Regions from separate parts of the Mus musculus genome. Here region 2 is linked to region 1. Evidence: chromatin loops called from intact Hi-C (ENCODE). Cell type or tissue: left cerebral cortex. All regions are shown on one strand. Each heading gives the region's core, and the rest is flanking DNA. Links, peaks and the distances in the headings are about the cores only.

Region 1 (15,551 bases), core at 3,013-11,012:
GATATATGGCTTCCATTAGTATGGGCACACATGTGCATCTGCAGGCATCTGTGTATATAAACACACACACATGAAGTACTGGTACATGCTGTACCATGGACGAACCCGTAGGATACTGTGCTGAGGGAAAGACCCCATCCCAAAGGACATATATTGAACAAGTGAGCATTCTAGCAACTGAGCCATCTTCTAGCTTTCTTGCCTTGTCCACTGCTATGTTGTTCAGTGCCTAAAATGGCCTGGCACTTAACTGGTGTCTATCAGATGCCCATGAGCACAAAATGGGCTAAGGTCAAATCAGCTGTTATTTCTTGGGTGCCACTAAACAAAAACATTTTATGGCATTGCTTTATACATATGTGTCCACCTACTGTGTGCCAGGCACTACAAGTACAAGGGCCACTGCAATAGTACAGAACAAGACAGACCAAAAATCCTGCCCGATGGGGCACGTTTTCATTACAACAACAGAATAGTGTCAAACAAATGTACTGTTGCTATTTTGATAGAGAAGAAAACAGAGTGAGGTCTCAAAGGGTCACAAGGCTACTCAGTTCACTCGGATACCTAGCTTCACCCCCATGTCCTAGCAGGTGTTGAGTTTTGCCCAGAGATGGGCCTCAGTGGTTACAGATCTCAGGCCCTGACATTGCTTCTCAGAAGGACCAAACTTGCCCTTCTGGGAACAGGACCCAGAGCAATGGAAACAAGCGAATCCCATGACCTCAATGTCCCTTGCCTGCTCCCTCCCCTCTGCCCCCAACTCCATGACGAAGGCTCACACCTGGGGTGTTGTAGATTTGAGCCACAGATCTTAGTCACCCCACTAGCTTATCGGCATGTGACATCCCCGAGTGGCTGAGGCCTGCGGGCCAAGCAAAGAATTCAGCTGGAGTAAAAATAAACCGATCGCATTCCTTGGCAGCCCCCTGCCCCTTCCCACTCTCAGCCGGCCATCCAGGCAGCAGAGGCTGCCAGGGAAGGCAGGGGGAGGGAGGGGGGAGGAAGCTAGCAGTGTTGCTGTCCAACCCTGAGAAAGAGAGAGAGAGGGAGAGGACAAGAGGGAGGGAGAGAGAGAGATGGCCTTATATGGGAACATAGGCAGACAATATGTGGCAATGGCTTAGAGGGCAGCAGAGGTCAGATACCAGACAGATGGAAGAAATTAAACATGGGACACAGCAGGTTCTGGGCCCAGAAAACAGCTCTTGTTTCACAGTGAAGCTACACAAAGCCTGGCCTGGTTTCCTTTTTTTTTTTTTTTTTTTTTTCTTTTTTCTTTTTCTTTTTCCCCTAAACAGCAAGACTTTTATCCAAAACTCTCCATGACTTTGTTTCTGGCTCCCTGCTCCATGGTTGGCTGACAGAGGTCTTGGGCCTTTGGAAGTCATTTCTTTGACGAACCATCTACCTTGTCAGAGAACACAAGGAGAAAGAAGACCAGGCCTGTCTCTTACAAGTCTCCCAAAGCACATACATTAGTGGGTAATTGTTGTGATCGTAAAACGATAAAGAGCTAGTAAGATATGTTCTATAGGGGTGTGGGGAGGTGTGGGGGAAGAGGGTGTCTCAGAGGGCCCATGCCAAGGCATCCCTTCCCCCTCAGGGACCAGCCACACAACGGTATAGTATAGAATAGAGTTTATTCAGGGCATGGGGAGGGGAGTTAAGAGAGTAGTAGAGTCAGAGAAAGGCAGAGAGAGGGAGAGAGTAGAGAAGAGGCCAGCCATGAACACGTGGAGAGCGGGGGGGGGGGGGGAGGGTATGGAGAGCGAGAGGGCAAGAGAGGTAAGAAGAGGCAAGAGAGAGGGGAGGAGCCAAGCAGTCCCTTTTATAGTGGTCCAGGCCTACCTGACTGTTGCCAGGTAACTGTAGGGAGAAGCATACCTGGCTGTTGCCAGGTAACTGTGGGGGTGGAGTCCAGACAGAGTGCCAACAGTAATGAAATTTTCAAACAAACAAACAAACAAACAGAACCAGCCATTCAACAAATACTGAGACTCACTTATTTTCGGACCTTGTTCCAGAGGCTGGAAAGACTTGACCCATATTTCAACAAATAAAAATATTTGCTCAACTCTGCCCATGTCCATTACTACTGATGATGCAGAACATTGGCTGAGAGTCATCTGGCCTCTGCCCTCATGGACTCAGGAAACTGAAAGGAGGCAGAAATGACAGATAGGGATGAGCCCTCGGTTCTGAAGACAAGCTCTTCGAGTAGCGCCCATGAATATCTCCATTTAACACAGGACATTTCAACCTTGCCGTGGTGGACACTGAGGCTGACCAGTCCATTGCAGAGGGCTCTTTCTTTACTGTTGGATATTCAGCAGTTATCTCGGGCCTCTCCTCCATGCTTCTGTTTGGACCCATTGTGACATAGAGTTATCACCCTCTGATGGCAAATGTCTGGGGGATGGGAGGTGCCAAGGTCTGTCCTGACTGAGAATCACTGATTGAGGAGCTGGGGGAAGAGGAGATGTAGAGTGAGCAAAGAGGCTGCCTAAGGGTCACGTGACTGCGAGTAGCCCTTTTACTTTGACTTGCCTGATCCTAAACCTGGGGTCCTAACCACGACAGAGTGGAACTCTGTCTCTTTGGGAGCAGAGGGTCATGAGTTTGGATGGCTGAAATCCCCTTGTGCTCACTCCACGAAGAGAAAAGCTCTAGCCATCTGGATCCAATAAGAAGCAAACACCAAGGAAGGAGTGACCGTGGAAGGGAGCTGTAAAGGGTTGGAAGTTCATATTCTTTCCTTTCCTTGTCTCCATGACCAAAATACCTGATGAGAAGTAGCTTAAGGGAGGAAGAGTTTATTTGGGTGTGGCAGCTGGTAACGCTGCACCTGCAATCAGGAAGAGAAAGGATAGGAAGAGGGGTCTTCCTATCAACCTCAAGGCCCCTCCCCCAGTGGTGCACTTCCTCAAGCCAAGCTCCACCTCCTAGATATTCCACAGCCTTCCAAAAAACAAAAACAAACAAACAAAAAACGGCAGTTCCAATATAAGGGAACAAGATTGTTCCAACCAAGAAGAAAGGGATAGTGGGCAGGGCAAGGGGAGGGTGGGTGGTGCCTCTGCCGGCCATCAGTTAGCCAAAGGCACTTGGCCTCCTGTTCAGGGTGCACAGGTAAAAGAAATCACAGATCTGACAGCAGAAGGGCTGCACAGGTTGGTCCCCAGGCAAGAGAAGGGGTGGTTTTAGCGTGAACTTGGAGGCCACGGTGCTCTTAGAATCAGAATCCCAGGAGGAAACGTGAGCTACGTGTCACAAAGCAGGGCCCAGTGGTTACATTGTTAATGTAATGTAAGGGAAAGAGATTGAAAAGGAACCAATAGGAAGTAGGGGAACGCTGGGCAGTGGTGACGCATGCCTTTAATCCTAGCACTTGGGAGGCAGAGGCAGGCGGTTTTCTGAGTTCGAGGCCAACCTGGTTTACAAAGTGAGCTAAAAATAATAATAAAAGGGAAGTAGGGGAGCTTTCTTATCCCTCCAGTCACCTCACTCCTTCCCGTGGCCAGTTAGCTCCTGCAGCGCATGGGATTACTTTCTGATTTGCCGCCCTTCTGAAGCCCTTCTGGGATCTCTAAAATTATCCCTGACATTTCAGAAGAATTTTTTTCTTACATTTTTATTTCTCATCACATTCATGAAGCACTATCAGCTACAGAGTCAACCACGCCCTCCGCCCCCCGCGCCCCCCCCAAAGGTATGGGTGGGTTATTTCCCCTACTTCCCAGCATAGAGCCTGGAGAGAGGAAGAGCTGAGCTGGTCGACCGCACAGCTTGCTGGCGGGGACACAGCAAGCCCCCCCCTCCAAACCCTCGCTGACTTAATTCTGATCCGTTTCCCCTTTACTTTTAGTAACAAAATGGAATCCAGCTTTTGTTGCACGAGACCGAAATGTTTAGTTCGCTTATAATTATTGTGTGTCTGATGAGTTTGCATGCAGGAGCGCGCACGTCACAACAGGCGTGTGTGGCCAGGGGCTATCCTTTTGGGGGTCGGCTCTGTCTTTCCACTGTGGGGTTTGGGAGATGGAAGTCAGGTCATACGTGCTTGTACAGCAAGCACTGAGCTGCCCTGCCAACCCACAGGACAGAAATGAACTAAAACTTGAATATGCAAAGATAGGCAACCGAGTAGCGATGAGGTATATGCCTGAGAGCCCGGTGTTCACCAGGCTGAAGCAAGAGGATCGTGAATTCAATGCCATATGAACTACATGGAAAGACCCTACCTAAAAATACAGCCATACATAGAAAAATGACAATTGAATTTACTGCATAGCTGACCTTCTGATACCCGTGTCTGTACTTCCCAAGTCGAGCCATTACAAGCAGTGCCGCCACCCTAGGTTGATTCTGTGTAGGGGAACAAACCCACAGCCTTGTGCAGACTAGGCAAGCACTCTACGAACTGAGCCTCATCTCCAACCCCTTGGCCCTATAGATAAGCAACCAATGTATTCATAATGGCAAGATAACTGCCAGCTCTCGAATTCCATTTAGCCTCATATCCAACAGGACTGCCCTTGCAGACCTTCCTACCAAATGAAATTGAACCTCGTTGGTCCTGATTGGCCTGATGTGGTCATGTGCCCACCTTCTGGGAACCAATCACTGGAAACCGGGGAACAGGCCGGAAAAAGAGGTACGGACAAAGGATTAATAATAGTCTTCTCGAGGACGGTTGGCTGATGTTATCAGGAAAGGGCCTGAATGCTGAGTGAGCCTTCCTCTCATGAAAAAGATGTTTGTTACTTACAGTGGTCCTGAGGCATGCCCTCTTTTTGGGCAAGGCCTCCTTTAAACACTCTTCCTCTGTTCAAATGGACATTTGCGTCCCCCACGTTGAGCCTCCTGGATTCAACATCCCTGGGTCTCATTGAAGCGGTTTGAGAGTTCCTGGTACACAGAGAATCTGAATCACATACTGCAGCGTTGGGGCTGTATGGACGACCAGGAGACGCTGCACTTGAACCCCAATCTCTAGAAAACAGTTGGGATTGTGGTGTGGGGACTGTCAGAAGCATAGCGGCCACCTCTGAATGGCGGGTTCCTGAGATATCAGGCCTGTGCTTTTTCTTTGCTTTGTCAAAATCTCCACCATGAGAAAGAGACAAGCAGCCATGATGTAAAGGAAGTAAAGCAAGTCTGGTATAATCAACCCAGGGCCCGTGGGAGACCAGGACCCGGACTTGGTTCTCTCCTAGTCCCTCACTCCTGAAGGTAGGGACCACAGTGTCAGAACAGGTTATTGCTCCCTGTAAGCTACAGTAACGGCACCGGGGATCACCAAGACACTACTAATCGCTTTCCCACAAAATCAAGTCTCTAGTTGATAACCTGGTCTAAGTCTTTATGACAACTTCATTGTCCCGGCTTGAGATTGGGTTAGGCGGAGTCATGTGACACTTCTGGCCAATGAAATGAGAGCGCAAATGGGTTCCAGCCCCTTGGAAGTTGGTGAACGGCTGACCACACCACCTTGCAATCAGCTTGTTACATCCAAGTTACATGTTCCTTATGTTGGAGCTAATTTGAGTCGAGCTTTGCTATTACATCATCCTCTCCTACCCAGGCATCTGCTGAAGACATTGCACATGCAAACTGGCCAAACAGCCATTAGCAACAGGGAGTGGGTAGCAGAGGGTGGAGTGGGTAGCAGAGGGTGGTGGGAAGCTGCTCCTGGCGCCGAGTTCCAATGATAATCCTCTGAGGACTGTGATTGATCAAAAGCGATTTCAGTTCTAGAAGGAATCGTTAAGCGCTGGTGCAGGCGCTGAGACAGAGAAGCAGCCTGCCTAATTATCTGAAGGCAGGGCTGATACCTGGGCTAGAAATTATCTTGTATTATTGCATCAAAACACTCCACAAGGAGCCGAGAGGACCACTCAGCAGATAGGAGCACTGCTACTCTTAGAGAGAGGACCTGAGCACAGTTGCCAGTACCCACACTGAGTGTGTGTGTCACAACCACCTGTAACAGCAGCCCTAGGGGATCCCACACTGGCCTCTGAGAGGAACTTGCACTCACATACACAACGGGACATAAACTAGCATATATGCACATAACTAAAAACAGGCTGGAGAGTGGTTAAAAGCACTTGCTGCTCCTGGAAAGGACCCGAGTTCAATTCCCAGCATCCACACCAGGCAGTTCACAACCATCCTCAACTTCAGTTCCAGGGTGTCTTATGCCCTCTGGGCTTGCTGGGCATTTGCCTACGCATGGTACACACAGATGCGGTGCACATAAACATACACAGGTATACACACCTATAAAATTAAATTAAAATTTAAAAACCAACATGCTACAGGACATCTAGAGTGCATTGCTATTCTGCTTCTATTCCTGAGAATCCACTCTTAACCTCTAAGATCAAGCCAAGTGGTGAAGCAGATGAGTTTTAGGGGCCTCAGTTTTCTGACCTGTAAACTGGGATGGTTAGGATGCAAATTCTCTCATATCGACACTCAGAAAGAGCTTTGTGAGACGTAAAACAGGTAAAAGGTCACCAATGCTCTGCAGCCCAGACACAGCAGTCATGCCTTTCAATGCTGTCTAAATTTGGGACGCTTGTGACCCTGTATATGAGTCTATGGTTTAGACAGAGCCTTGTTCCGTTCCTTAGGTTTTGGAGACCCAACCTTTTCATCTGTATCCAGTGGGAAGACCTTGTTCTACTGTGCACTGAGGGTAAAATAACCTTATCTGGAAATAGTGACATACTGCATTATTATCTCACCAGGTTTTCCTGGCCAGGGTCAGACAAAAACAGTGCAGATGCCATACTGAATGTTGGTGCATTGCTGCCCTCTGCTGGTCATGCCCATAGCTCCTGGACAACAAGCAAGCCCAAGGCACAGAGTTAGCTCTCCTTGGATTGAGCAGACAGTTGAACTGGGGACTAATCTCTGATCTGCATAACAAGAGAGAGGATGAACCTATGTAGGGTCGTCTGCTCAGACTCTCAGGGTTTTCCAGTCTGGGATCTCTCTCTCTCCCCCCCCCTCTCTCTCTCTCTCTCTCTCTCTCCCTCTCCCTCTCCCTCTCCCTCTCGCTCTCGCTCTCGCTCTCGCTCTTGCTCTCGCTCTTGCTCTCTCTTTCTCTCTCTCTCCTTTGCTACCTGTGATGGCTAGTGTAGGCTGTCAAGTTGACATAATCTAGAACCTCCTGCAATAGTTGTATTTGTGCACATCCACAAGGGTGGGGGTGGGATGGGGTCATCCTAACTTGGCCCACCAGTGTAGAAACACTCTCCCACTGTGGATGGCCCCTATTCCCAGGGCTGGGCTTGTGGAGAAAGAGAAAGAACGGGAGCTGAGCGTATTCCTCCTTTTCCTCCTTCATTTTAAATATTATTTATTTAATGTATATGAGTATACTGTAGCTGTCTTCAGACACACCAGAAGAGGGCATCGGATCCCATTACAGATGGTTGAGAGCCTCCATGTGGTTGCTGGGAATTGAACTCAGGACCTCTGGAACAGCAGTCAGTGCTCCTAACCGCATATCCATTCTTATCTCTCTGCTTTCAGAGTGTGGATTCGATGTGTCCCCGTGCCACAGGCTCCCATTGCCTCGACTCTCCCTGCCATCAAAGATTCACCTTCAAATTTAACGGGGCAGTGGGCATGGGGGAATAAAGGGAGTGGGAGAAAACCCCCGTCCCACAAGAGTTCTGGTGCTCTGGGCGGGCAGATGTAGGAGGACTGTCACACCCTTTCCATGTAGCCCCGGGTGGGTGTCTGAATGTGGGAAGCTATGGACCTAGCCCACGAGGGTGGACAAGGGACAGTCTTAGATCTCTGGGCCTAAAGGAGGCCAGAGGTAACAGGTTCTCAGTATTGGGCATCCCAGACACTGCTGGACACAGCAGAAGGGCTGAGAACAAATGGGGGCCCCGGGGGCGGCTTGGTCAGCTCCTGGGTCAAAGGGAGAAGGCAGGGAGAGAGGGGGCGTTGGGTGGTTCCCATACAGGCGAGAGTCCTTGGTCCTGTTTGTGGCTGGAGTGCAGGAAGGCCTTCCTTCCAGCGGGAGGTTAGATGAGGCTCTTTAGGGAAAAGCCTATCTCATCATTCAAGCACAGTGGGCCTTGATGAGCAGATACAGTCTATGGTTTTAGAGCTTTATTGTAGAAAGGCAGGGAGAAAAAGAGAAGGTAGAAAGAAACAGAGAGGCAGGTCATGGACATGTGGAGAGAAGGGGGAAGGGAGAGAAAAAGAGAGCTGGAGATGAGAGTAAGAAAGGTGAGAGCTTAAAGAGAGTGAGGAGGGGCCAAGCAGCCCCTTTTATAGTGCACTGTGCTACCTTGCTGTTGCTAGGTAACTGTAGGGAGGAGCATACCTGGCTATAGTCAGGTAACTGTGGGGATGGACTCTAGCCAGAATGCTAGAAGTTTGAGACATTGTCTGCATGATTTATAGTCACAGAATTATGGAATTGGGGGGCTCTGTGGTGTCAGGCACTTGTCTCTGGGAACGTGGCTCACTGTTCTGTCTCTTGTAGAGTTTCCTAGTGGGTTTGTCTCTACTGGGTCACTGGAGCAAGCCTCATTCAACCAAAACAGGCTGCCTTTTACAGTTCCACAAAATTGTGATCCAGAATAAACCCATTCTTCCTCAGGAAGCTTTTGTTAGAGCAAAGAAGCTAAGAGAGCCTCAAACTGACTGGAGTTCTTGTCATTTGACATAAACCGGAGTAGCTGCCCCCAGACCCAAGGCCCTACGTTCTGCTGGGTGCTAGGTGCGTACCTCTCTTGTATCTTTTGTAAGGTAGGCTAGGAAACCAAAGCTCAGAGAGGTTAAGACACTTATCTGGGCTCAAACAGTCAATAAACTCGGACGCTAGACTTGAACTCTCTTGAGTTCAACTTCAGAGTAAAGATTCTACCACCAAAATTCAAAATAAGGCAAACCATCACAGTGACTTGTATTGAAACTATTATGTAAGAGTTCACTGAGAGAAATGGCACACACCAGCAAACCTGAAGGCATGAGCTCAATTTCTGGGTCCCATACAGTGGGAGTAAAGAAAGAGATGGCATCCACAGATTATTCTCTGACCTCAACACACACACTCACACACACACACACACACTATTGTGGGGCTATGGGCTATGCACAGACAACCTGGTCTCCAGTTGAGCTTAGGTCTTGAACCCCAGTGGGACCCGGTGGGTGGTAATTTCCACCTACATGGGAAGGAAGTCTTTTGATCGTTTCTCCTGGACCCCTGGCTCCTGTCAAAGTTACCGCCCCTACAGCCCCTCACAGGAGGGGCAAATGGCTATCAGTCACGTAGACAATATCCCAAGTTTCTGGCATTCTGACTAGACTCCTCTCCACAGTTACCTAGCAACAGCAAGATAGCCCAGCCCACTATAAGAGGGGCTGCTTGGCCCCTCCTCGCTCTCTTAAACTTTCACCTTTCTTATTCTCTAGCCTTCCTTCTCTCTCTCTCTCTCTCTCTTCCCCCTTTCTCTCCATGTGGCCATGGCCGGCCTCTCTCTCTCTCTTTCTACCTTCTCTCTTTCACCCTGACTTTCTACAATAAAGCTCTAAAACCATAGACTGTCTCTGATCATGAAGGCCCACCATGCTTGAACGATGGGACAGGCTTTCTCCTAACAAGCCCTGTCTAACTTCCCATCAGAAGGTCTTCCTATGGACCCGGACTAAGGACTCTCGCCTGTGTGGGAACCACCCAGCACCCCCTCTCCCCCTGTCCAATCCTGCCTTTCCTTATCCCCGGGGCTGAGTGCCACCCTGGGGTCCCTATTCTGTTCTCAGTTCCTCTGCCATATCCAGTGTGGGATGCCTGAGGCTGAGAACCTGGTACCTGGGGCTGCCCCTTGTCCACCACCTGCCATGTGGGGTCAGTGGCCTAACACAGCCAGATGCCCACCCCGGGCCATGTGGAAATCGTCTGGCAGTCCTCCCTCATCTGCCTACCCAGAGCACCAGAACTCTGGTGGGACACGGGCACTCTCCCACTCCCCTCTTTCCCACACACCCACGGCCCAGCACACTATGGCTCATTTGCAAATGCCACATGCTCTCATTTGAATAGACATAATCATTTTTTAATTAAAAAAAAAATCCCAGCCTGGTCTACATAGAAAGTTTCAGGACCCTCAGCTCTGCAACGGAAGATCTTGCCTCAGAAATAAAATAAAATAAAATAAAATAAAATAAAGCAAAATGATGGTTTAAATTAATGTATGTTTTGAATGCCTAAATGTGCCAAGTGGTACTTTCTGGGCAAACCATGATGAAGCAATGGTAAAGGGAAGGTCTTTAGAACAGCTGCCATGAGCTGGTGATGGTGTGGTGGAAGAATTCTGCTCTTAGATTTTTACCCCCAAAGAGTTAAAAAAAAAACAAAAACAAAAAACAGTCGCCCAAACACATCCTTGCAAAAGAGAACTTGCCTAGAGCAGCACCTTGCACAGTAACCCAAAGATGGAGCCGGTGCACTTAACCACTGAGCCATCTCTCCACCCCTCTTTCTAGTCTTCATAGAGAAGTCATGACTAGCCTCCAGCCAGCCAACAGTCTGGCCACACCAGGGTCTATTGACTTCAGGTTGAGGCTGGAAAGGGAAGCAGGGCATAGTCGTAGTCACTGTTGTATTGCAGTGCTGAGACACTGTGACCAACTCAACCCTTATCAAAGAAAGCATTGCTTACAGTTTCAGAGGCCATTATCGTCGTGGTGGGGAGTGTGGTAGCAGGCAAGTATGGTGCTGGAGAAGCAGCTGAGAGCTACATCCTGATCCAAAAGGAGAGAGAGAGAGAGAGAGAGAGAATGGGAGACTTTCAAAGAGTTCCACTCCAGTGACTAAGCACTCAAATATGAACCTATAAGGACCGTTCTTATTCAAACCACCACGGGCATGCATGGCAGAAAAAATATATACTAGTCTTTGCAACAATTAAACAATAAATAGTGGAATTCTGAACCTGGATATGGACTGGTCACTATCCTTGTTTTCCAAGAACTTATAGCTCATCACCATCATCACCACAATCATCATCACTGCCACCACCATCACCATGATCATCATCAGTATTACCATCACTATCATCACCATCATCACTGTCATCATAGTCATTACCATCATCATCACCACCACCACCATCATCATCATCATCAACACCATCATCATGTTAATAGTTGCAGTTCATTGGACTTTGGGCATGGTGTTTATTCTTAGAAATCTCACACAATTCCCTTAATGAGAATTAGGCAATCAGAGCTCTTTCTTTGTGAATAGCAACCCCAGGGACACTTGAGATTTAAAATGTGCATTTCAGAGAAACAATACAGATATTCAACTTGCTCTTCATCAGAGCTGCTGCTGAGTGGTAGGTAGAGCCTAAAGGGAAGGCAACGGTCAGGGCATGTAGATGCTAAGTGGGAGAGTGTTACTGGGGGGTGGGTAAGCAAAAAGCAAGAGAGATGATGGGTGTAAGTACCTGGGGAACGGCTTGAGTCCATAAGATGGGCAGTGAGAAGAAAGACTTTAATGGGAACTGTCTTAGTTAGGGTCTTACTGCTGTGAAGAGACACCATGACCAAGACAAGTCTTAGAAGGACAACATTTAACTGGGGCTGGCTTACAGGTTCAGAGGTTCAGTTCATTATCATCAAGGCAGGAGCATGGCAGCATCCAGACAGGCATGGTGCAGGAGGAGCTGAGAGTTCCACCTCTTGTTCTGAAGGCAGTTAGGAGAAGGCTGGCTTCCAGGCAGCTAGGATGAGGGTCTCAAAGCCCACGTCCACAGTAACACACCTACTCCAACAAGGCCACACCTCCTAATAGTGTCACTCCCTGGACCAAGCGTATACAAACCACCACAGGTGCAATGAGTTGGGTGGGAAAGCACAAAGCCCTGGGCTCGGCGGCCACACCCTCTCCTCTTCAGCAGGAGTCAGGATCAAGGGTTTCTTTCCACTTCTTATTCTTGAGCCCCCCCCCCACACACACACACACATTCTGAGCTTAGCCCCCTGACCTGTTCCTTGGCGCTCATCTCTCTTCCTGTTCACTGATCCTGCCTTTTCCTGCAGTACCATGGCCTGGTAACTTAACCGTAGCTCCAGCCTATTCCATTGGCTTCTCCCTTTGGTCTGGGTCTCTTGAGACCTCTCTGATGGAGACCCACAACACAGGCCCATGAGAGTCAAGGTCACTGGCATGAAGGTGCTGTCTGTCTACGCAGAATGAGTTTGCATTGTTAAGTGACTCGAGTGTATGTAACTGGTGGTAATCCTGTGTCACACTATGAGGATTTATTATGCTAAGGTGGGGCGGTAGGGGATGGCACTTCACAGAAAAGAGGAGAGAAGCTGCACTTAGGTCAGGCTTGCTTGGGAGCAAGTCTCTGTTGGGGATATCCGGGAAAGAGATGAAGCTGGCAATTCCTCACTAAGACAGAAGTGTTTCAGAGAGAGAGAGAGAGAGAGAGAGAGAGAAAGAGAGAGAGAGAGAGAGAAGTTTTAGGGTTAAAAAGGAGCTGCCATCAGGTACATATGGATAATGGATATATATTTTGTAGATTAAACAACTACCATTCCACAAAGCTTAAATATAGAATTACCACATGATCCAGCAGTTCCTCTAGGGGTTGTTTATACCTAAAAGAATTAAAAGCAGGAGCTGGGTGAGCCAGCTCACACTATCATCTCAGTATTCAGGAGGCTGAGACAGTACTGTTGCAAGTTCAAAGCCAGCCTGGGCTACACCTGAGGCCACGATAGACTACAGATCGAGGCTTTGTCTCAACAGAACAGTTAGGCATGGTGGTTCATATCTATAATCTCAGCATTTACCAGGCTGAGACAAAAGGGGGACAGGGTCAAGATCAGCTTGGGCTACGCAGGAAGATCTGATAACAAAGGAGTCAAGGAGACATCTGAGACACAAGTGTGCTTTTCCACTGTGTGATGCATTTTCCCATGTTTTGATGCAGCGGGAAGCCTTCATAAAACCCCAAACAGATGTCAGGGCCATGCTCCTGGACTTCTATTCTTTACAAATTGCCTGGTATCAGGCATTGCTATTGCAACAGTAAATGGGTGAAGACAGATGTTGTTGATGGTTGCATAACAACGTGTGCATACTTAATGTACTTCACTGTATGTATGTATGTATGTATGTATGTATACACAGTGGAGTATTGTCTTAGTTAGGGTTTTACTGCTGTGAACAGACACTATGACCAAGGCAAGTCTTATAAAAAACAACATTTAATTGGGGCTGGCTTACAGATTCAGAGGTTCAGTCCATTACCATCAAGGTGGGAGCATGGCAGTATCCAGGCAGGCATGGTACAGGCAGAGCTGAAAGTTCTACATCTTCATCCAAAGGCTGCTAGTGGAAGACTGACTTCCAGGCAACTAGGGTGAGGGTCTTAAGCCCACATCCACAATGACACACCTACTCCAACCAGGTCACACCTATATTCCAACAAGGCCACACCTCCAAATGGTGCCACTCCCTGGTCCAAGAATATACAAACCATCACAAATATATATATATATATATATATATATATATATATATATATATATATATATGTATATATTAGTGGAGTATATGTATATATATTAGATATTTTTATTTCATATATATGTTTTGTTTTGGTTTTTCTAGACAGGGTTTCTCTGTATAGCTCTGGCTGTCCTAGAACTTACTCTGTAGACCAGGCTGGTCTCGAACTCAGAAATCCACCTGCCTCTGCCTCCCAAGTGCTGGGATTAAAGGCATGTGCCACCACTGCTCAGCTTATTTTATATTTTTTATGATTTATTTTTTATTTTATGACTACACTGTAGCTGTCTTCAGATGCACCAGAAGAGTATATTGGGTCCCATTACAGATGGTCATGAGCCACCATGTGGTCATTGGGAATTGAACTCAGGACCTCTGGGAGAGCAGATAGTGCTCTTAACTGCTGAGCCATCTCTCCAGCCCTCCACTGTATACTTAAAAGTAATTCAAGGGCTGGAAAGAGGGCTCCATGGGTAAAGGAGTTTGCTACCAAGCCTGAAGGCTTGCATTTGTCACCTAGACCAACATGGTAGAAAGAAAGGACCAACTCCCACTCCTCTGATTTCCACACACATGCGGTAGCACACATGTACATACAAAGACACATAGACACACACCCCAATAAAAATAAATTCAAGCTTCATGTGCTGGCACATGCCTGGAATTCTAGTACTTGGTAGGTAGGACCTAAGATGGTCCGAAGTTTGAACTAATCTCCAGCTTCATAGGGAGTTTGAGAGTAGGTTGAGCTACTTCAGATCCTGTCTCAAAAATAAAATGAAAAACCAGGCATCGTGGTACACACCTTTGATCCCAGTGCGTGGACGGTAGAGGCTTGTGGATTTCTGAATTCAGGGCTAGCTTGGTCTACACAGGGCTGCAGGACAGCCAGGGCTGCAAATGAGAGACCCTGTCTCCAACAACTACAAAATTCTTTTGATTTATGGGAGTTAGAGGTTGGGAACCCATTCATCACTAGAGTGAGATTTCTTTTAGGCTAGCTACACTAACAAAGAAGCTGTCAGGGCCCTTACAAGCAGGACAGGAAGAAAGGATTTAAAAAAAATGGAACCTCATCTTATCAATTATCAGAAGCTTCAGTGCCAAAGAACTTCTAGGGCAAAGTTGCTAGGAGGAAGATGACAGAAAGGGTAGCCTGCTGGACCTGTGACACAGACTGTAGTGGCGCTAGCCACAACCACACTGCAGAGCACGTTGGCTATAAGTTTAAAAAAAAAAAAGGTCACGTGACTCAACGCCAGCCAAGCCCTTCTTATTTGCTCTGCCACTCAGAGCACGTGATACAGAAGTCCCGCCTCTTCTCCTGATCTTTTCTGAATAAAATCTTTCTTCAGAAGGCCCCTCCCCATGGTAAAATTTCCTTCATGTTTTTTTTAAGTGGCCCCATGAGCTTTCATACCCGATCACATCCAGGTTAAACGGGACCAGCTTGATACAACCGAGTGGAGGATAGAGGTATCTTTCCCAAGGGCTTCAAATTAAATTGGGGAATCTGAAAGGACAAGTTTGGTGGCACGTGACTGAACTCTCAGCGTTGAGGAGGCTCCGGCAGGTGGATCAGGAGTTGGATCGGGAGTTGAAGGCTTGTCTGGGCTGTGTAGCAAGACACTGTCTCAAAAAATAACTAAATAATATCCAGACACGCCTTTAATCCCAGCACTCAGGAGGCAGAGGCAGGCAGATCTCTGTGAGTCAAGGCCAGCCTGTTCTACAGAGTGAGTTCCAGCACATCCAGGACTGTTACCCAGGGAAACCTTGTCAGAAACAAACAACAAACGAGGATTCTGTTATCCAAGAAAGGAAGAGTGGCCTCTGAGTGGGCCATGAGGGGTGTCTATTACACCTGGGGACTGGTAATTTGAGGAGGGTAGAAGACAGTGATTGAAACTGTTCTCCATGCCTGAGTTGACTTAGAGCTTACTTCCCTGCATTATGGGGCCAGCAAGGGTGTGAGACTCAGAGA
Region 2 (15,551 bases), core at 4,700-12,699, 230 kb before region 1:
TAGTAGGGGCTGAGGAGGTGTCTCAGTGGTACAAATGAGAGGACCTGAGTCTGGATGCTTAGCACCCAAGTAAAACAGAAGGGGCGGGGGGAGGGCATGCAAAGCGTGTCTGCAGTTTCGGAGCTGGGGATGTGTAGAGTTCCCTGAGGCTCCTTGTCTCAAAAATAAAGTGGAAAGCAGTTAAGAAACAGACCTATGGCCTCCACCTGTGGATATGAGCATACATACCTACATGCACACATATGCACACACGTGAACATGAACACTACACACACACACACACACACACACACACACATGTACACATGCATGGTCATGTGCAAAATAAAACTAAAAACAAAAACCAGTACCTGGTGACAGGGATTGGGAGAACAGGGGACCCGGGGATGTGGGCAAGAGGCTGGCATAAATAAGGCTTATTTATAATGAGTAGGAGAGCAAGCCTAACTTTGAACAGTGTGCATGTGTTTGAGTAGCAGTGGGGAATTGACCCCAGGGCCTCATGGCATGCTACATAGATGCTCTACCACTGAGCAGTATTCCCCCATCTTTTTTACTTTTGAAAAGGGGTCTTATAAAATTGCCCAGACTGGCCTTGTAGTTGTGATCCTCCTGCCTCAGCCTCCTAGGTAGCCAGGATGACAAGCCCGTCCGGCATCACCGTGTTTGGCTTTGGAAGATTCATGATTCCTATAGTTAGTATATGTGAAGACCCAGAGTTACTGTCCAAATGAGCCCCCGCATCTCCGGATGACACTGTCTTCCAGAGGTCTTGAGTTCAGTTACTAGCACCCACAGGGCAATTTACTACCTATAATCGGATCTGATGCCCTCTTCTAGTATGTAGGCATACAGTTTTCTAAAAATGATGTGGCATGAAAGTTTTTAGTAGGTGGGGCAGATTTATAGAATATTGGCTTTTGAAGGGTTGTTTACCATTAATGGAGGGAAATTCCCAGCATTCTCAAACTACCCTTTAAGAGCACTGGAGTTTTGTCCCCAGCATCCACATCCAGCAGGTGCCAGCTGCCTATAAGTCCAGCTCCAGGGACCCCAGCACCATCTGCTGGACTCTGTGGGTACTGCATACACACAGAAATACCCGTCCACAGATATAGTGCACACACATAATATATTTTTTGTTTTGTTTTGTTTTTGTTTTTTTGAGACAGGGTTTCTCTGTGTAGCCCTGGCTGTCCAGGAACTCACTCTGTAGACCAGGCTGGCCTCGAACTCAGAAATCCACCTGCCTCTGCCTCCGAGTGCTGGGATTAAAGGCATGCGCCACCACGCCCGGCTATAAGATATTTTTTAATCTTTAAAAAAAAAATCACGCTGAGCAGTTGGTAGCATGCACATTTAATCTCAGCACTTGGGAGGCAGAGGCAGGCAGATTTCTGAGTTCGAAATCATAGGACCAGCATTTGAGATTGTTCATCCACACAGTTCCCTCTCCTTTAGCTCATACGCACTCACCAAAGGTGTGGTGTATCTTGCTCATTTATAAGTTTAGAAGCAGACTGGTGGGAACTGGAGTAGAGTTGAGTTGGTAGAGCATTCGCCTGTCATGTCTGAAGCACTAGGTTTACTCGCCAGTACTGTGGTTATCTAGATCCATCATCCCAGCAATGGGAGACAGAGGCAGGAGCGTAAGAAGTTCAAAGTCATCGTCCCCTGTGAAGTAAGTGAGAGGCCAGCCTGGGCTAACCTGCATAGTAAGTGAGAGGCCAGCCTGGGCTAACCTGCATAGTAAGTGAGAGGCCAGCCTGGGCTACCTGCATAGTAAGTGAGAGGCCAGCCTGGGCTACCTGCATAGTAAGTGAGAGGCCAGCCTGGGCTACCTGTTGTGGTTGAAGGGGGTGGGGGTGGGGAAACAGGTTCCAGGAAGAATCGACCTGTGGTCATAAGGACAGGAAGTGGCAGATTTCAAAGCCAGGCCTTGGGTCCTGGTTTGCTGGAGGGTGGGAAACCTGTTTTGTGTGGTCTCTGTAGTAGAGTGTTTCAGCTTGCATCATGTCACGGAGTGCAGAACTGGAGGAAGCGCATCCTTCCATAATGCACGTCTAGCCTAAGGATGCAATCCCAGGAGGCACAGGCAGGCGGATCTTTGTAAGCTTGAGGTCAGCTTGGTCTACCTAGGGAGTCCCAGGTCAGCCAGGGCTGCTTGGAGTAGTGAGAGCCTGTCTCAAAAAGCTGACGTTGGGGGCATTCAGTCAGTGAAACACTTGCCACTCAAGCACGAGCACTTGAGTTCTGTCCCAGACTTCACGAAAGTGGCCAGATGTGGTGGCATCTGTCTATAAGCCTAGTGCTGGAGAGGCAAAGACAGGAGGATCTGTGGGGCTTGCTGGCGGCCTGTCTGTCCAGGTGGTGAGCTTCAGGTTCAATGACAGCCCCTGTCCTGAATATAAAGGTGGAGAAGCAACTGAGGAGGTCACCTGATGATGACCTCTGACATGTGCACACATGAGCACCCAGATTCATGAACACACACTCACACACACTCTCACACACGATACTAATAGGAAAAAAAAAGAACCTGGTCTCAAAAAAAAGCTCTGTGTGTGTGTGTGTGTGTGTGTGAGTGAGAGAGAGAGAGAGAGAGAGAGAGAGAGAGAGAGAGAGAGAGAGAATGAGAATATGAAGATCTAAAGAACATGGGCAGGGCCTGACGGGACAGGAGAGATGGCTCAGCAGTTAAGAGCGCTAGCTGCTCTGTCTTAGTCAGGGTTTCTATTCCTGCACAAACATCATGACCAAGAAACAGTTGGGGAGGAAAAGGTTTATTCAGCTTACTCTTCCACATTGCTGTTCATCACCAAAGAAAGTCAGGACTGGAATTCAAACAGGTCAGGAAGCAGGAGCTGATGCAGAAGCCATGGAGAGATGTTCTTTACAGGCTTGCTTCCCCTGGCTTACTCAGCCTGCTCTCTTATAAAACCAAGACTACCAGCCCAGAGATGGTCCCATCCACAAGGGGCCTTTCCCCCTTGATCACTAATTGAGAAAATGCCCCACAGCTGGATCTCATGGAGGCATTTCCCCAACTGAAGCTCCTTTCTCTGTGATAACACCAGTTGTGTCAAGTTGACACAAAACTAGCCAGTACACTGCTCTTTCAGGAAGTCCAGGTTCAACTCCCAGCACCCTGTTCCAAGGGATCCCACACCCTCACACAAACATGCATGCAGGCAAAACACCAATTACACAAAATACAAATAAATTATTTTTTAGAAAAGAATATAAATAATAAAGACAGGCATAGTGGTACTGAATAGTGAGACCCTGTCTTGACAAAACAAAACAAGAAGGAGAACATTAATAAAATGAAGTAAAATTAGTAGAAGACAGTGGTAAAGTGTAATTTTTTTATTTTTTGGTTTTTCGAGACAGGGTTCCTCTGTGTAGCACTGGCTGTCCTGGAACGCACTCTGTAGACCAGGTTGGCCTCGAACTCAGAAATCCACCTGCCTCTGCCTCCCAAGTGCTGGGATTAAAGGCGTGTACCACCATGCCCGGCTCTGATATATATATATATTTTTTTTTTATGATGGGGTTTGAGGTACTGCCTACCTCTGTTTTCCGTGTCTAGTTTAGTGTGAGCGGAGGGCTACGCTTATCCACCAGCTGACAGAACGTCTCAGAATCCACCAGTTGGTTCTCTTGAGTCAGGCGCTGGCTCCCCGTAAGCCGACGCCAGCCCTTTTCTCCCACAGTTGGTCCTCGCCTTGTCTCCTGGTGACACTTGTTTTCTCTCTTCCCTGGGCTGGCCCCTGCAGGCATACCACTCTTCTCTCATGGACCCGGACACCAAGCTCATCGGTAACATGGCCCTGTTGCCCCTCCGAAGCCAGTTCAAAGGACCCGCCCCTCGCGAGAGTAAGTCTCTGGGTTCTTTTGTTGGGTTCCAAGCAGACCTGCTGACTTGAGAGCAGGGAAGAGCTTAGCTTGAGTCACTCTTCCTTGGCTTCCTGTCACACTTGACCAGGAGCAGCCTGTTGCGCTCCACAGGAAACTGGTTCAAACTCCTCCAGGATGTTTACGTGAGCTGAAAGGAAATGTGGGCTGTGGGGCGTGGCCCCGTTGGTAGAGACATGGCTTGGCCTGCATGAGACCCCCAAGTTCCATTGAGAGCCAGGGGATGTGGTACACACCTGAAATCCTAGCACTTAGGAGGAGGCGGCCGGAAGATCTGGAGTTCAAAGTCGTTCTCAGCTAGCTCCAGGCCAACCTGGGCTACTGAAACTCTGTCTCAAAAAAAAAAAAAAAAAAGGAATTGTGTTGAATTCTGGCCACAGTCCCCACAGGCACTGTCAGTTATTTCAGACTAACTGAATGGCAGGTCCCCAGCCTTCTTCTGACAGCATTGTGTGGGCATAGGCAGTACCTCGGAGGCTGAGATAAGGAGGTGGCTGGAGTCTGGTAGTTCAAGACCTACCTAAGCAAGGGTGAAACCTGTCTCCAAAAACAAGGAAAATGAACCTTTCCCCCACCAAAGCTATGACTTCTTTGGTCACCTTTAAAAAAAAAAGTCACTTGCTTTTGATTCTGACTTGTGTGTGAGGGCCCACGGGAGCCACAGCACACAGTTAGAGGTGACACCTGGTTCTTACATGAGTCCCAAGGGTCCTAACTCCGGTGACGGAGCTCTCTCTGCAAGCGCGCTTACCCGCTGAGCCATCTCCACAGCCCTCTGTCAGATTCTCACCATACCCCAGTGTTAGACCTTTCTCGGATGTGTGAGAAGGGAATCTCTCTCTAAAACCCTGGTGGGCCTGGAGGTCAAACCACTCTAGCCTCAATTCGTGGTGCTCCTCCTGCCTGCTTCCCCAGTGAGACTCCTGAGTGCTTTGAAACAGTTTATGTCTGTGCTTGCTTTTGTTTTTCTGAATTTTATTTCTTTGCTTTCTTAGTGGTTTTTGTTGTTTGTTCCGTATTTAACTTGTTTGGTTTTGGTGGTGGCTTGTTTTGCTTTCTTTCTTTCTTTTTTTTTTTTTTAAATTTTGCTTTTAAAACAAGAACAAAAAACCAGATGGTTTAAGGAAGCCACCCGAGCTCTGTCAGCTTCTGTGTGGTTAGAGCGGCCATTCTGAGGCCATGGGGCTTCGCCTGGTGTTTCACACTTTTACAAAGGGCAGAGTTGAAAATGGAAAAAGTAGCTTTATGTCCTGGAGTCCTCGAGCCCGTTGTCTGTCCTTCCTCTCTCTGACGCCCCTGGTTCTTGGTCTTCTTTATAGATGTTATCCTGTGCACACCCTTCCACCTGCTTGCATGAGGGCGTTACAGGCTGGGATCCTCGCACGGGGGAGATCGTGCGTTCTTTTCTGTTTGGGGTTTGGATCACCTTGATGGTTGCATGTTCATCCTCTTTCCTGCTCATCTCATGATTTTGTTATCAGGGGGCTGGAGAGATGGCTCAGTGGTTTAGCACACTGGCTGCTCTCCCAGGGGGCCAGGGTTCAAGTCCCAGCACCCACATGGCAGCTTACAGCTGTCTGTAACTCCAGTTCCCGGGAATCTGACGCCCTCACGCAGACACACATGCAGCAATACACCAATGCACATAAAATAAATAAATCTCTAAAAAAGATAAAAACCCTCCTGATTTCACTTACCTTCACAGCCTAGTGATGCTCCGTTTTGTATGGAACTACATTTTCATTGTCTGTTCTTCTGTTGGTGGACAACTAGCTGGGTTCCTTGTCTTTGCTACCGAAATAAAGTAGCGATAAATGCAGATGTGTAGATAAGACTGTGGCAGGACAGGAGGCCTTGGGTATGTGCCCAGGAGTAAAATAGCTGGATCATATGGGAAGTCTATTTTTAATCATCTGAGAACCCTTCAAACTGATCTCCACAATGGCCATGTTAATTTGCACTTTGACTACCAGCCGGTCAGGCTTCCCTTTCCCCCACATCCTCTCTAACATTTGTTGTCAGGTTTTTAAAAAGCATGCTTAGTTTTTTGATTTTAATATATATATGTATGTATGTATGTATGTATGTATATATCTTAAGTTGGACAGTTGTAGGGCACACCTTTCATCCCAGCACTCAAGAGGCAGAGGCAGGGGCTGATGAATCTCTGTGAGTTTGAGGCTCCTGGTTTACAAAGTCAGTTCCAGGAAAGCCAGGGCTACACAGAGAAAACCTATTTCAAAAAATCAAAAATACAAGAGAATTTATTTTATTTTGTGTGTGTGAATGTTTGCCCGTCAGGATGTATATGTACCATATTTGTGCTTGGTGTCCACAGAAGCCAAAGAGGGCATTGGAATTCCTAAAGCTGGTGTTTCAGATGGTTGTGAGCCACAATGTAGGTGCTGGAAACTGAAACCGGGCCCTCTGAAAAGCAGTCAGTGCCCTTAACCACTGAGCCTTCTCTACAGCCTGTGACTAAAGTTAGGGTCTTGCTGTCTAGCCTTGGCTGACCGGTACACCTCCTGATAATTGATTGGCCTTGTGACTCGGGTAAGGTAGTGTCTCCGAGCAGTATAAACTTGTGTATCCCTAAGATCAGGAATGTTGAACACTTTTAAAAATAGTTCCTGGCCATTTGTATCTCTTATTTTGAAAAGAGTCTGCTCATTCACCCATTTATTGATTGGTAGCTGGTGGTCTTGTTTGTGGGGGGTTTTTGTTTTGTTTTAGTTTTTGTTGGGGGGTGTTTGTGTTTTAGACAGGGTTTCTCTGTGTAGTCCTCGCTGTCCTGGAACTCGCACTGTAGACCAGGCTGGCCCCACACCAGAGCTGCCTGCCTCTGCCTCCCGAGTGCCGGGATTAAAGCTGAATTGTGATTTCTTTGATATGTGCTCACAGCTTGGTTTCCCAGTCTAGTCTGAGAAGTTTGGGATTATACACCCTTACTAATTATTGTTTGTAGCCATCAAGACGAAGTGTCCACTCTACCCTCAGCCGCACTCCGGATCCCCCATTCCATTTCTGAGGCAATTTTTCACTGTTCCCGAAGATTTTTTTCTAACACTGACAAGTCTTGAGATGTTCCGCCAACGGCGTCATCCTTTCTGTTGTTGCAGACACAGAGCCCAGACCCTGCAAATGTCTGGCCCGAGTTCCATGCCTGGTCTCCAAGCACACAGTTACAATTCCCACCTGTGTCCCCTTCCCCTTCCCCTTCCTTTTTCTGCCAGGTTATTTGACTTGACTTCCTCTTAAATGAATTTGTTTGCAACACTGGTTGAAATGTAAGTAAATTGAGTAGATCTGGCCATTCACTGCTTCTGAGAAGAAGGAGCAGGTGGGGAAAGACAGCCTTGAGGAGACCTGCAGTACTTAAAAGTTGCTGGCCAGTGAGCCCTGTCACACGGTTACAGATAACACATTGCTCTAGAAGATACAGCCAACTCAGAATGGAGAACATCCTAGCCACCTTCAAGCTGAGTCCTCCAGGGAGAAACAGAACACGTGAGGGTGACTGTCCCTCGTCCCAGAGGGGCTGGAACTGTTGGAGCAGATGTCTGAGATAGGGTTTGTCTGTAGCATGTGGGAGGCCCTGGGTTCGAGCCTCGGCTCTAGAAAAATCCTTTCCTGCTGTGCATGTATCTTTGCGTGCCTCTGTGTGCCAAGCTCTGTGTAGGTCTCCTCCGCCGTCTCCCTTAGGTGCTCTGGAGAAGTTTCCTTTCCTTAGGGGCGGGACGCTAAGGACAGGAAGGTAGAGTTAAAGTTCTGACGCTGACGCGGCCCTCAGAGAAGCACCAGCGAGGCTGTGAGGGAGTGGTAGCCCAGGCCAAGGCTGTCATGTGGTGCTGATGCAGCCAGCTGCTGCACGTCAAACCCGGGAAGTCTGACCTTTCAAAATGAAAAAGAGAGGACAGACTGCCAAAGAGATTGTGTAACGAGATGTGCGTCTGTCACAGAGTGCTCTGGCTTCCCTCAGTTAGTGGCAACTTAGAACCTGCTGGATTTAAGCCATGGTTTTCATAAAAAGAAGGAAATGTCCCCGATGTCCCTAAATAATTTGAGCATTTCTCCTGAGATGACAGTGCGTGGGCTCGAATAAAATTATATCAACACTTGGTTACACTGTGCTCGGGCTAAAGGGAAGGCTCAGAGGTTAAGAGCACTTCCTGCTCCTCCAGAGGACCTACATTGGCCTCACAAGCACCTGTAACTCCGGCTCCAAGGGACCTGGTGCCCTCTGACCTCTGTGGGTATCTGTGCACATGTGGCATACGTACAGACACACATGTAAGGGTTTTGTTTCCTTGGGTTTTTTGAGTTGGTTTGGTTTTGGTTTTGAAGACAGGGTTTCTTTGTGAAGCTCTGGCTTTCTTTGAACTCTTGGAACTCGCCTTGTAGACCAGGGTGGTCTCCAACCAATGGATCTACCTGCCTCTTCCTCCAGAGTGCTGGGAACAAAAGTGGGTACCACCACTGCCGGAATGTGTGCTGCACGGTTCCCTGGGAGCCCAGCAGAGGGCGCTAGATCCCCAGGAACTGAGCCCAGCAGAGCACCTGCAGCGCCTTCCTTGGTTTCCTTTATCCAGGTCTCAATCTTGTGCGGTAGGCTTGGTTGCCTGTGCTCGCCGCCTCTGGGTGTGAGGTTTGCCTTTGGTAATGGTCTCTGCCTTCTCTTGTCTCCCGCTTAGCCAAAGACACGGACATTGTGGATGAAGCCATCTACTACTTCAAGGCCAATGTCTTCTTCAAGAACTATGAAATTAAGGTAACTTCCAAGGAATGCTTAGTTTTCAGAAGGGGATAAAATTCTACCTGGAAGTCAGGTTGCTGTGAGGGCTAAATGGTGAGGGTGACTGTAGGATTTGAGACGAGACCCTGAGGAGGGTGCTGTGTTATAGTTTCTCTTCCTTTCTTGCTTTCTTGCTATCTTGCTTTCTTTATTTCAGATTATTTATTGTAGGCTGGGTGTGGTGGCACACACATTTAATCCCAACACTCAGGAGGCATCCACACAGGTGGATCTATGTGAGTACAGGACCAGCCTGGTCTACAGAGTTAGTTTCAGGATAGCCAGGGCTACACAAAGAAACCTTGTCTTGAAAAACCAAAAAGTCAAACAAGAAAAATTTAATGTGTGTGTGTGTGTGTGTGTGTCTGCGTAGAAGAAGGAGTTAAATCTCATGACTCAAGTTAGAAATGACTACAAACTACCACGTGTGTTGTGGGACAAACCCAGGTCCACTGCAAAAAGCAATCGCTCTGAGCTGCTGAGCCCTCACCTCACCCCTTCGTGCATTTTGATTCTTTCCGTTCTACACTTGTTACCGCTGTGCATGCCAGACGACCCACTGCCTGTTTTTGCAAATAAACCTCACTGGAGCACAGCCGTGCCTGTTTGTTTATGCATTCGCTGTGTCTGTTTTCGCACTGAACCGTGACTGACCAGTCACAACTGGTCATTAGCCACAAAACCTAAACAGCTCATTATCCGGCCTTGTCAGGGTTTGCCAAGCTCCGGTCTAGACGCATCTGTGTGTATTCAGTATTGATTAAGCACCCATGACATACCAGACCCATGTGCCCTGGTCCTTCCTGGGACCTCGCCCTCCTTCCCCTCCCTGAGGAGGGTGAGGAGGGTGGCCAGGGGCCTGGCTATAAAGGGGATGGATGGTACGAGACACACATTTCCTGAGCTACTGTGGTGAGCCAGGCACAAAGAAGGGCAAAGGATGTTCTTGACTGTGCTGTAAACTGTGTGGCTTCACCTTCTGCTCCCCTCAGGGATAGCAGAGTCCATCAGGTGTGGACTCTATCCAGTGCTGAGCACCGTGTCTGTAACCAACAGCTAGCCTGTGCTGTGCCAGTGAGAGCTGTGACAGGGACAGGCTAGATGCAGGGTTCGCCTGTCAGGAGCCAGAGGCTTGAAGGTTGTCCAAGAATGAGAGGCCAGCCAGGACTGTGGAGCAGAGACCCTGTCTCAGAACAAAGCAGAGAGCAGAGACACGTGTAATCTTTATCTGACTATAACTGTAAAACTGGGCACAGGCGACTGACATGTGATCAGTAGTCACCAGCTGTCTTCAATTCTTCCAGTCAGTGGAGATGTTGGGCCTGTGGAACTCTCCCAGAACTTGTCACGTGCAGTGGCTCCTTCCACTGCCAAGGAAGGGATGTATCTGTTCTCAGAGACACTCATGGGGAAAAGTTTTTTTTTAAAGTGAGCGCCCAGCTCTCCATTCTCCACCCTACACAGCATGAGGAAGGGGCTGTTGGCCAGGGCAACTGCACAGCTGGGTTTGGGGAAACTGGGCACCCTGTGGATGCCAGTGCGTAATGGAGGCAGAGATGCCCTGAACGGTCCGCCTCATGAGGTCATTGTGTTGTTTCTTCCCCCTTGTAGAATGAAGCGGACAGGACATTGATCTACATCACACTCTACATTTCTGAGTGTCTAAAGAAACTCCAAAAGGTAATGAGACTTGGCTTTTCACACACGAGGACAACAGCGAGAGATAGGCTAGCCCTCGCAGCCACCCGGGTCTGCCAAGACCCGAGGACAGGCTAACGTCTGATCTCTTCTGATGTGACCCCTAGGTGACTGACACGGAGGCAGAGGGCTGGGAGGTGTAGAGTGGACAGCAGCAGACAGCCGTGTTAGAGTCTCCCCCGTGTAAAGGCCTCAGCTGTTTCAAAAAGCTGACTCTGATGTCCATATGTATCTCTGCTTCAGACTTTAACTAGTAAGACCCTACTGTAGGGTAGAGGCGCACACCTTTAATCCCAGCGCTCAGGAGGCAGGAGCAGGTGGATCTCTGAGTTCGAGGCCAGCCTAGTTTGTGTCATGAGTTCAAGGACAGCAAAAGCTACATACTAAGGTTCTGTCTCAAAAAAATAAAAATAAAAGAAATTACTGTGTGCATTTATGAAGAGAAATGTGTGCCTATGTGGCAAGTTTGGTTTTTAGTATTTGAACTCCTGCTTTCCACTGCAGTAGTTTCTCTGGGCTTATTCCTTGGGAGCAGTGTTGAGAGGGCTGCAGGTTCAGGCACTGCAGACGGGCACTCACAGAACACCCACCCACGCGTACACCCCTGGCAGCTGCGTGCAGTGAAGGGTTGTATTTGGAGACTTACTCTCACGTACCAACGGTGTCCTTTGATTTTAGTGCAACTCCAAGAGCCAAGGCGAGAAGGAAATGTACACGCTAGGAATCACCAACTTCCCTATCCCCGGAGAGCCTGGCTTTCCTCTCAACGCCATTTATGCCAAGCCTGCGAGCAAACAGGAGGACGGTAAGAACAAGACTGGAAGTGTGTGTGTGTGTGTGTGTGTGTGTGTGTGTGTGTGTGGGCAAGTCAAGTGGGTGTGAATGTACTTGTGTGCTTGTGTGCTCCGAGGCCAGAGGTTGGTTTTGGGTCTTTGGTCACTGTCCACGTTGCATATCTAGGCAATATCGAGGCAAGCTCTTTCACTGCACATGGAACTCACTGACTGAGCTCGTGTAACTGGCCAGCTTGCTCCCGGGATCCCCCGGCCCTGCCCCTCCTAAGGGCTGGCGCTGCAGGCAGGCCAGCCACCGTGCCCACTGTACTTGTATGTGGATGCTGAGGATTGTTTCTCTGGTTCTCGTGCACGGCAGGCTCTTTCTCCTCTGAACCATCTCCCCGGCCCACTGGCTGGTGCTCAGATTGACAGCGGGGTGCTCAGCACACGCGTGTTGCCTTAACTGTCACAAGAGAGCTTGGGAACAAGTGTAACGAACATGCAGAGATTGTTGAACTACTACCAAAATGAACGTAGTTATGAAACCATTCTGTGTCAGCAAGGTGGCTCAGCTGGTAAAGGCAGCCGCTGACAAGCCTGACGGTCTGGGCTTGATTCCTGGGACCCACACACACAGTGGAAGGAGAAAACCACACTCCTGTAAGTGCGCGTATGCGTGCGCGCACACAGAGGAAGAGAGAGAGAGAGAAAGAGAGAGACCAAGACGACCAAGAGGACCAAGACCATCTAGGCCATTCTTTCTTGTCCTAAGCTGTCTGAATGTGTGCAAATACTTCACCAAGGTCAGTGTCAGACAGGCCATGGTTAGGGCCTCCTCACACACAGATTTCCTGTATTGCAGAGATGATGCGGGCGTACCTCCAGCAGCTGAGGCAAGAGACCGGACTGAGGCTGTGTGAGAAGGTTTTTGACCCTCAGAGTGATAAACCCAGCAAGGTGAGATGTCCCCTTCTGCCTGTTTAATTGGAGCTGGAGCCTCTGGCCCGTGGCCTTCTAAACCGCTGAAGTCTGCTGTCGAGAGCGATCATTTCTGCCTGCTCTGGAAGACCACGGCTATCGTTTATGTATGGGCTGTGTAGCCATATGTCCACAGTCTGTGGCTGTTGGTCCCTGCTGTGAAATGGCATGGCATCTGTATGTGATGTAAATGCCATGTAAAATGGAAATGGTGGCTCTGTTGCATCAGGTACAGAACAGTCACAGGGAGCAATCTGTGTGTGTGTGCGTGTATGTGCATGCATGCGTGTATACAGTGCGTGTCAGGGCCCCTTGGTTGGGGTGGGGGGGGGGGTGAACAATGGCCCAGGCTGGACTTGAGCTAACTGTGTGGCCACAGGTGACCTTAGCTCCTTCTGCCTCTGCCTCTAGTTCTGCAGTACACAGGCATGCTACCGCGTCTGCCTCACATGCCTTCCTGCCCGTGGGTGGATGTGATACGAGCCTCACGCCTGGGGAGGGCCAGGTGGACGCGTCTCCCTGCTCTGTGGGGTCACCTTTGAGTTCAGTGGGAGGTGTCTGCTGTTTACACTGTTGTTTGTCATAGAGAGAGGCTGGAATGCTGGCCCGCGCCCACACTTGCACTGTGCCCTGACCCTGAGCATATGCTCTGTCTTGTGCCTTTGACAGTGGTGGACTTGCTTTGTGAAGAGACAGTTCATGAACAAGAGTCTTTCGGGGCCTGGGCAGTGAGAGGAGCCTGGGCAGCACCATCACGTGGAGACACATCATAGGACACACAGGCCGATGTGTCTGTTCATACCTACCGTATCAAGGAGAGAAGAGAGCCTGTCTTTGCTGGAAAAGCTCTTGGTCAAGAATTGGGAGGGTGGGTGTCGGGTGATTTCGATTTTTGGCAGTTTTAAGCTGGTACTTAATATATAATAAATGTCACTGCTTATGTTAGACATTGAATTAAAACATTTTTGAGAAAAAGCTTACACACACTGTACCGTGTATGGGAAAGGGTGGTATATTGAGGGATAGGGCTTGGTTTTCTATTTATGGTTTGGTTTGGTTTGTCGTTTTTGAGCCAGCCTCACTGTGTAGCCCAGACTGGCCTGTAGCTCGTTTTGTCTCCCAAGTGGGTCTTAAACCTAAGTCCTCCCACCTTGACTCCCTGTCCTGGGATTGCAGGAGTTCTCCACTACGCTGGGCTCCATCAAATCCTTTCAAATAATGAACAGTTTGGTGGTTGTGAGTATGTATGTACAGTTTCATAACCATGACGTACATCTAATTCTACAACGCTTTTATTACCCCCAAAAGATGTGCCTTTAGCAGTGATTTCCCTCCTTTGCTGATAAGCCTCCTACCCCCACCCCCAACTTCTGGACTAGTCTATGCTCTATCTTCATAGACTTGTTTATTCTAGATACTTCATGTGATCATATGAGTTCTATAGTGGATAAGTCAGCCTTCCAGTCTGGCTTTGTTTAATTAGCGTGTTGCTAAGCCCATCCCCCCAGCTCCCCATCGCTCATGTAAGTGGAATCAAACAATAATTATCCGTTCATACCTGGCTTTTCACGTGGCACAACATCATCAACACCCACCCATGGTGGTGCATCCATGCTCTGTCCGTTCCTTTTTTATGGCTGAGTAATATTCCATTTGGACACAGATCACGTGTCTGTTCATCATCATCCAATGGATATTTGTGTTGTTTCTGTCTTGGAGCTCTGACTAAACACTGTTGTCAAGAACAGCCATGTACACATTTCTAATGTGGACACAAGTTTTCATTTTTCTTGCTTATCATAGCCCTCAGGGTAGGACCTCTTGAGTCACACGGGAACTGGAGAAGGCCTGCGTGGTTTTTTCCCCCCACACTTGTGCTGTTCCATATTCCCACAGTGACATGTGACTGCTCTGTTTTCTTCCATGTTTCACCAACACATTCCATTGCTCTCCCAGGGGCTGTGACGTGGAATCTCATTGTGCCTTGGTCTGTATTTCTCTTGAAGATGGTGAGCTGCTTTGATGTGGCCACTTACACACCTTCTCCACACAACTGTTTAGACTTTGTCCATTTTTCTTTCTTTTCTGGGGAAGGGTGAGGAAGTTTCAAGACAGGGTCGCTCTGTGCAGCCAGCCCTGGCTGTCCTGGAACTCACTCTATAGACCAGGCTGGCCTTGAACTCGCAGAGATCTGCCTGCCTCTGCCTCCCAAGTGTTGGGATTAGAGGTGTGTGCCACTATGCCTAGTGATTCAACCATTTTTCAAGTGGCTTAAGCCATTTTCCTTTTTGTTGTTGAATTTTTTTCCCATTAATTTATTTGTTTATTCGTTTTACATCCTGATTGCAGACCCCCTCACCTCCCAGTTCCCCATACAAACAGTCCCCTTCTCTGAGAAGGAAGAGGACCTGCTAGGTACCAACCCACCTTGGGACATCAAGTCTCTGTAGAACTAGGCACATCATCTCCCACTGAGGCAGCCCAGTTAGGGGAACAAGATCCATAGGCAGGCAACAGTGTCAGGGACAGCTCCCACTCCAGTTGTTGGGAGACCCGCATGAAGACCAAGTTGTACTACTGCTACATTTGTTGTTGAATTATAAGGGCTCTTTATATATTCTGGCTGCTAGACTCTCTCACGTCATTTGCAAAGCCTTTCTCACATTTTGTGGATTTTGCACGTAGAGTCCTGTTGCGCTCAGTAGTTTTGAACTTTGGTTCAAGTTCCATTTGTCTTGTTTCTCTAGTTACTTGTGCTGAGTTTTTAAAGATTTATTTATTTTATGTATATGAATACACTATTGCTCTCTTCATACATGCCAGAAGGATCCCATTACAGATGGTTATGAGCCACCATGTGGTTGCTGAGAATTGAACTCAGGACCTCTGGAAGAGCAGTTGGTGCTCTTAAATACTGAGCCATCTCTCCAGCCACTAGCTCTTACATATAGTTCTTTAACCCAGCTTATTAAATTATTATATATATGAAGTGCATGTGGATACAGTTGCCTGGGGAGACCAGAAGATGGCATCAATGGGAACTGAACTTGGGTTCTCTGCAAGAGCAACGAGCTCTCTTGGGTTGAGCCATCCCTCTATCCCCACATTGTGTTAGTTTTTGTATGTGAAGAGAGGTTAGATACTTTGTTCTCTGTGTATGACTAATTATCTCAGCAGCATTCATCAAAATGACTTTATTAAATGATCTTGGCTTCCTTATCAAAAATCAGTTGACCAAAGCCTGGTATGATGGTCCAATGACCTTTTATCTCAGTATCCAGAGGCAGAGTGGATTTTTGAATTACAGGTTAGCCTGGTCTACATAGTAAGCTCCAGGCCAGCCAGGGCTACATAGAGAGACCCTGTCTCAAAATGTATAGCTTTATTTC

Evidence for each region. Peaks named below come from ENCODE experiments on the same cell type or tissue, not always from the same donor. Only the 100,000 strongest peaks of a DNase experiment are listed, where the experiment ranks them.
Region 2: a loop joins it to region 1, with 8 times the contacts of the local background. A loop is called at or near these places in 24 of 42 quality-filtered maps.

What each region holds. Positions count from the first base shown.
Region 1 is chr5:122,620,616-122,636,166 of GRCm38, forward strand. It overlaps Gm32988 (a long non-coding RNA gene), which reads left to right and starts at 3,487. Exons shown (of 3, transcript XR_387697.3): 1 at 3,487-4,657; 2 at 6,642-6,706; 3 at 7,549-7,668. In left cerebral cortex, for the core only: CTCF peaks have their summits at 6,824 (motif pointing left) and 7,446 (motif pointing right); DNase peaks (open chromatin) are centred at 5,582 and 6,820.
Region 2 is chr5:122,393,038-122,408,588 of GRCm38, forward strand. It overlaps Arpc3 (actin related protein 2/3 complex, subunit 3), which reads left to right. Exons shown (of 7, transcript NM_019824.4): 2 at 3,780-3,879; 3 at 8,610-8,686; 4 at 10,322-10,390; 5 at 11,087-11,213; 6 at 12,047-12,141; 7 at 12,832-13,144. The coding sequence ends at 12,894. It overlaps Gm32853 (a long non-coding RNA gene), which reads right to left and starts at 274. Exons shown (of 4, transcript XR_387695.4): 1 at 1-274. In left cerebral cortex, for the core only: a CTCF peak has its summit at 8,428 (motif pointing right); DNase peaks (open chromatin) are centred at 7,774, 8,439 and 10,032; H3K27ac peaks cover 1,857 bases.